Regions from separate parts of the Mus musculus genome. Here region 1 is linked to region 2. Evidence: chromatin loops called from intact Hi-C (ENCODE). Cell type or tissue: heart. All regions are shown on one strand. Links, peaks and the distances in the headings refer to the core of each region. The heading gives the core; the rest is flanking DNA. Region 1 holds the start of Casp6 (caspase 6). Region 2 holds the start of Ostc (oligosaccharyltransferase complex subunit (non-catalytic)).

Region 1 (2,909 bases), core at 314-2,813, 810 kb before region 2:
TGCTAGGTCTAGGCAGCTGGGCTGGGGATGATGAGACCTAAATAAGTAAAAAAATAAAAATAAAAATAGACCACACTGTTTCCCCAAACAAGAGAACGGAGAGCAACTCCCAGCCATTTTCCCTGAGCTTCCCCCATGAAAGGCACGGTTCTGAGTGCAGGTTTAACTGGTCACCACCACTGGAGGGAAAGCTTGAAATGCCATGTCGTAATGACAGAGAAAATCATTATTAAGACAATTGAATATTACTAAGCCTAACCCTCTTTACTTGCCATCAAGAGGGGCCCAATTAATTTCGGACATGTTTTCGGGGCAAGGAAAAAGGTTTATTCAGTAAGCAAGACACAGCAAGACTTCCACTGTCTTATTTTAATAGAAATGGTGACATTGAGACTAGTGAAGGCCAAAGGCTGTGCAAAGATACCTGCAGATGCCCAAAGCCTGCTGCAGCAGGCATGAGACTACGCATGTGTGAGCCCGCCCTGCCCTGTTAAAGAACCTCCCTTATGTACACACATGCACACACACACACTTCCTACACACATGCACACACACACACTTCCTACACATATACGCATGATTAAGTAGTGTAATAAAAGACTCCTCAGTCAGCTGGTAACACCTTAACATAATTTTTATCATCTATAGTTGCTTGCTTTTAAATGACAAGGTGGCACACAGTAGGCACAATATGACAGGAAAGGCCATGGTCACCATCACCTACAGATAGACTGTCGTTCTTAGAATTTATGCATGCACTGCCAAACTACCCCTACTTTTATAAGCCAGACTTAAACATCCAGGAATTGGTAGAGTGCTAGGCTAGCATGCGAGAGTCCTGGGTGCAGTGGCACAAAGACAGTTATCACAGCACTGAGTGTGGGGGCTGAAGGATCAAGGTCAGGACCTCAGCTACAGGAGACTCAGGGAAGGAAGGAGGGAGGAGAGGGGGTTGGGGGGTGGGAAGAAAGTCCAGGAGTTGCCTCCGTTTTGTTTTGTCTAAAGCCCTGTCCAAACAGCAGCAGCAACAACAACAACAAAAACATGAGGAAAAAAGCCCTCTGACTGTAGAGTAAGCTCTCTACACTAAACTGAGCACTAGATGAAGTGGCGAAGAGCGATTGTCGGGCGGGGACGGCAACACTGAGTTCACCACCCTGGACGTGAAGTTGCCCTACTTGCTCCCCGGGCAGTGCCCTCTTCCCCAACACTTACACATACACATATGCTTACACACAGCCAGGCTCTGTGCAGGAGGAAGACGCAGTGGCGTCCTGGCGTTGCCTGGGTGACAAAGGGCCCAGTTGCTTGGGGAGGCAGAGGCGGATCCTGGGGCGGGGCAGGAGGCGGGGCGGGGCTGGCAGGAAACGGGTGGACGAGCGGAGGCCTCAGGGCTAGGACACCGGTGGGAGCTCGCGGGCAGGTAAGTGCGGACACCCGTGCGTGCGTGGGGCACGGGGCAGAGAAGGGTGGTGGCCTCCGGGGACTGCTAGGACTGACAGAAGTGGGCTTGCGGCGCTGTGCAGTGAAGGACGTAGCAGCGGTATTTTGCTCAGGCTAACCCCGCCGAGCGCTTTTGTCCTCACGTCCGCTGCTTCCCGGCTGTTTAAACTTTAGAGGGCGGCGCTTGCACTGTGTAGTGGAGAACTTGGCTCTGCAAGTTGAATCCTGTTTTTGTTGCTCGCGTCTGTCTGAAAAGTGGGAAGAGGAGGCGGACCAAGGCTTGGGGCACAGGCCTGCGGTAACCGGGCTCAAGACCCCTAACCAAGGCCAGACCTGGGCGAGCACCTCCGCCACAGTGTCTTCTGCAGCCAGCAAACCTGTTGCTGTCTACGCGTTAGCCCCAAATAACTTTTCTCCACACAGTGATAAACTGCTAGTTCTTGCTTCCCTCAGAACAGGCTTCCTGTCGCCTATCAAAACCGACGTCAAGCCTGAAAAATCTTTAAGGTCTATCAGAGACGGCCTTTATTTCAGAACTTCTGTCCTTATTCCAGAGGAAAACTGTAAAAGTCCCCATGGTCCTACCAGGAGTGGTCCTATTGGACACACAGGGTCTAGTGGTCATCTCCAGTTTAGGGATGAGTAGTGAGGGGTGGGAAGCCAGGTTGGGGGAGGGCACCGTGCCGCTCACCCTTTTGTTTGATTCCTTTCCTCTCCTGTTCAGTTCTATGTGTATGTGCCCTTTCCAGAGTATGTTCTAGGGAGGTGAGTTACTTCTTACAGGTTATTAAGTAGATGGTTGACAGGGAATATGGGTAGATTCTCATGAAGGTCACTAGTTTGGAAAGTGACCTTTAGTGGAATGCCTGGTGACATGTAGTACAGACTTTGTAATCCACCAGTGCCGGGCTTTCGGTTCCGACCTTAGGCAGGACTGGCCCTGTTCTGTGTTCTTGAGCTTTGGAAGTAGTAAGATAAAGTATCTACCGTCCCATGCAATCAATTACAGTGGCTGATAGCTTTATCTGGAGGGTACCATAAAGAGAAAAAGAGGTGAGTGATTTTATACAAATTAAACTAAGGAGCTCAGAGGCCATGCTTACTGTAGGGTCGAACAGTAAAGGAGAAGTGAGACATGGCCAAGACTGACGATTAATGCTGTGTACAGTTTTGAGAACCAGAACAGAGGAGACCACACATTTCTAACCCTCCTATAGGCTATCTTAATCTCTGCTACAAAAGAGGCCAAGGCCGGAAAGTCTCAGGTTCAAGGTCAGCGTAGATAACACAGAACAGCTCTTGGGGAAATGCTGTGCCATATACGCTTTGAAGCTGCTTTGCTGTGAGCCAGGCTCTGAAGACTGCGGCAAAAGGAATGTGAATTTGAGGCCAGTCTGGGGTACGTTGCTTTTGAACCCTTGCTAAGGCAAGACTCTCTTGAGAAGCCTGCATCCGTGTTGTGCTGG
Region 2 (2,909 bases), core at 217-2,716:
CACTCCGTAGAATGCCAACTCTACAGTTAAATACTGTCTTCTACCTCTTCAAATATGCCAAGTAGCCTCAGAAAGCAGTTAAGCAATAGCAATATGTCTACACACACCCTAAAAAAAGTTGAACCACTTTTGCTAACCAAAAATCTTTTTAATTTTCTGAATTAAGTAGTACACTACTTCCTAAATTCCTGAAGCCCAGTCCTGGATACATCCTGGAACTGTCGCTCCAAAGGGTGCTCTAGAGCCTGCAGACGGACTGCCAACTCACCAATAGGCAAAGCCACACCCCTCTGCATTTTCCACTTAAGGGATTTGGTGACAGATATCTAAAAAGCACTGCTTCCCTTCTATTTTCTGAGTCCCATTTTCTGCCCTCTGAGATACACCATCTTTTTGCAAGCCTCAATTCCAATCTCACGTATTTCTCAAAAAAACCGTGGCTTCGGTAAGTTCCCTTCTCATTCCTGTGATTTGACATAAAGCAATCCAAGCCCCTGGGGTCTGAACTAACAAACTCAAAGGTTATCAGATCTCTTCCACGATTTCAGGGTCCTCACGATTAGTTTAATAAAAGTCCCACACTCTCTCGACCAACCAAGGAAACACAGTGATTCAAAAATGATGTTCCCAAGACCCTGGTCAAACAATGCACAGCAAGAAATAACAACTAGCTGGACTTGACAATTATATCCAACTCAGCGCTCGAAGGAAAAAGCGGGCAGAGAGGAGACCATCTCTTTCCAGTGAAAGGCGTGAGCCTACGGGGCCCGGCTCGGGGGCCACGCGCCTCCGGAGCGAGCAGCCTGCGCGCCCACCCGACCCATCACGGCCGAGTTACCTCCGGTAATGAGGAAGTAAGATACCACTACCAGGGCGTACACCGTCATAGCCGACGGCATGTGCACCCAGGGCGGTTTCTTCAGCTTCAGGTTGGGGCATTCGAGCACTAAGAATGGGACTCGGTACAGAGTCTCCATGTCCCCGGCGGTAGGGCCAGCCCTCTGGCCTCCAGCCTCCCGCACCGCCCGGAAACACGCCCGCCTACTGCGCATGCGTAAGCCGAGGACCACAGGTCTGTAGAAGTCAGAAGGAGACAAGATATTCACTGTAGAAAGAAAGAAATTGCACTAACCTGATAAATAATATACATATTTAAAAATAAATAATAATGGTCGTTTTTAGGCTTGAGTGTGGGTTAGAAGCTTTTTTCTTACTGAGAGATCATTGTTTATTATATACCTTCCAGGACCTGCAAGGCGTCCTACGTGGCCAAGCCACAGAAGCGGAGAGATTAGCATCCCCACTGCCCCGCCCACTTGCTGACGCCACCTACTTGAGAGCTGATTGGCTGCTGGAAACTCTTAAGTTCATAGAGCTGGAGGATGAATGAAAGTTTAGATGTGTGCTCCCTTTTAGTATTGGAGGTCTCCCCTCGGGGCTTTAAAAAGCTCTAATTCGCTGAGCTTTTTCTTCATGCTGTATAGCGACGCTAATTGGCAGTAATTGCCAAAGTAGTATGGGCTTTATAAAAAATAATAATAATAAATGAATAAAACCCACACAGTCCATGTCAACCACAAACTGTGACAGAACAAATATTACTTTAAACCATTTTCAGTCACGCCTGAGTTAGTAAAAATCACCCAGGCCAAAAATCTTGAAGTCATTCTGGTTTCTCACCTTAATTACCTGCTTAGTAGGGCGCCGGCTTCAGCACCATAAATACTAAAATTGGAACGGAAAATCCTGCCACCTGGCTACTTCAGGTGTCTTCCTGCCAAGGTATCAAATGTAAATAAGAAAGGACTTTACTAGCTAGAGACAGTAATCCTGATCAATCAAGGAAATAACGGGCTATTATAAAACAGCAAGGAGGGGGGAAATGTTTTTGGAATACAGAAGCTCCGCTGCAGTGCCTCTTATCGTTCCCGTATCCTATGATAAAAAGCTTAAGCAACATAACAAGCCAATGGGGGTAGAAATGTTAGTGGCTTGGACCATTCAGATTTTAAAATTTGAGCCACAGCAGGAGTTAAGGAACTAAAATCATCTACTGTTAGTTTTACTATAAGCAACAGAAATATGAAGTGTGAACTGGCGATGAATATATTTTTTTTCAAAAACATACAATATGGATATCATGTCAAGCTGTGTCATACCATGCTTGTATTTCATTAACTCACAAAGCTGGAGTACCGCCGGGCAGTGGTGGCACACACCTTTAATCCCAGCACTTGGGAGGCAGAGGCAGACAGATTTCTGAGTTTGAGGACAGCCTGGTCTACAGAGTGAGTTCCAGGACAGCTGAGGCTATACAGAGAAACCCTGTCTCAAAAAACCATTAAAAAAATAAATAAATAAAAAGCTGGAGTAACATTGCCCAGATCCTTCTCACTGCATAATTATTTTGGTTTTCTTTTTTTTCTCTCTCTCTCTTTTTTAAAAAGGTGCCAGGATCAAAATTAGTGCTACAAATATGCTAGGCTGAGTTAAAACTCTGAAACGTTTTTAATTAGAAGAAACATCATTAGTTTTAAGAGACAGTATTTTTTTTAAACTACGGTCATTATTTCTAAAACTTTAAAATACTAAATTGAAAATGGGTAGATTAAATAAATATCTGGTGAAGCATCAATATAGTGAGATACTGGGGAACCAGCACATGTGATGCCAAAGAAGTTCATTTTTCCTGAAATGGAGAGATGCTCAGGGCAGGTCTGAAATGAAGAATAGCGGGAGTGAAAAAGAGGCCCGTGGAGAACTGACTCATTCATGTGTGCATTTTTCAGGCATCGTGCACTGACGAAAGTCTAAAGGAACATAAAAACAAACGTGTGTGTGATAAAACTGTAGACTATGCCTTTTCCAAAATACTACCAATTACATACGAACAACGTTTGTATGTAATA

What was found. Hi-C counts contacts between places; a loop is a spot of excess contacts. Peaks named below come from ENCODE experiments on the same cell type or tissue, not always from the same donor. Only the 100,000 strongest peaks of a DNase experiment are listed, where the experiment ranks them.
Region 1: a loop joins it to region 2, with 2.5 times the contacts of the local background. A loop is called at or near these places in 9 of 42 quality-filtered maps.

The regions. Positions count from the first base shown.
Region 1 is chr3:129,900,084-129,902,992 of GRCm38, forward strand. Casp6 (caspase 6) reads left to right here and starts at 1,332. Exons shown (of 7, transcript NM_009811.4): 1 at 1,332-1,423. Gm46825 (a long non-coding RNA gene) reads right to left here and starts at 1,348. Exons shown (of 3, transcript XR_001783989.2): 1 at 1,234-1,348; 2 at 1-37. In heart, for the core only: no CTCF peak of the experiment used is centred there; a DNase peak (open chromatin) is centred at 1,338; H3K4me3 peaks cover 1,871 bases; H3K27ac peaks cover 1,624 bases.
Region 2 is chr3:130,708,399-130,711,307 of GRCm38, forward strand. Ostc (oligosaccharyltransferase complex subunit (non-catalytic)) reads right to left here and starts at 1,046. Exons shown (of 4, transcript NM_025509.3): 1 at 839-1,046. The coding sequence starts at 977. In heart, for the core only: no CTCF peak of the experiment used is centred there; DNase peaks (open chromatin) are centred at 1,013 and 1,313; H3K4me3 peaks cover 1,791 bases; H3K27ac peaks cover 1,668 bases.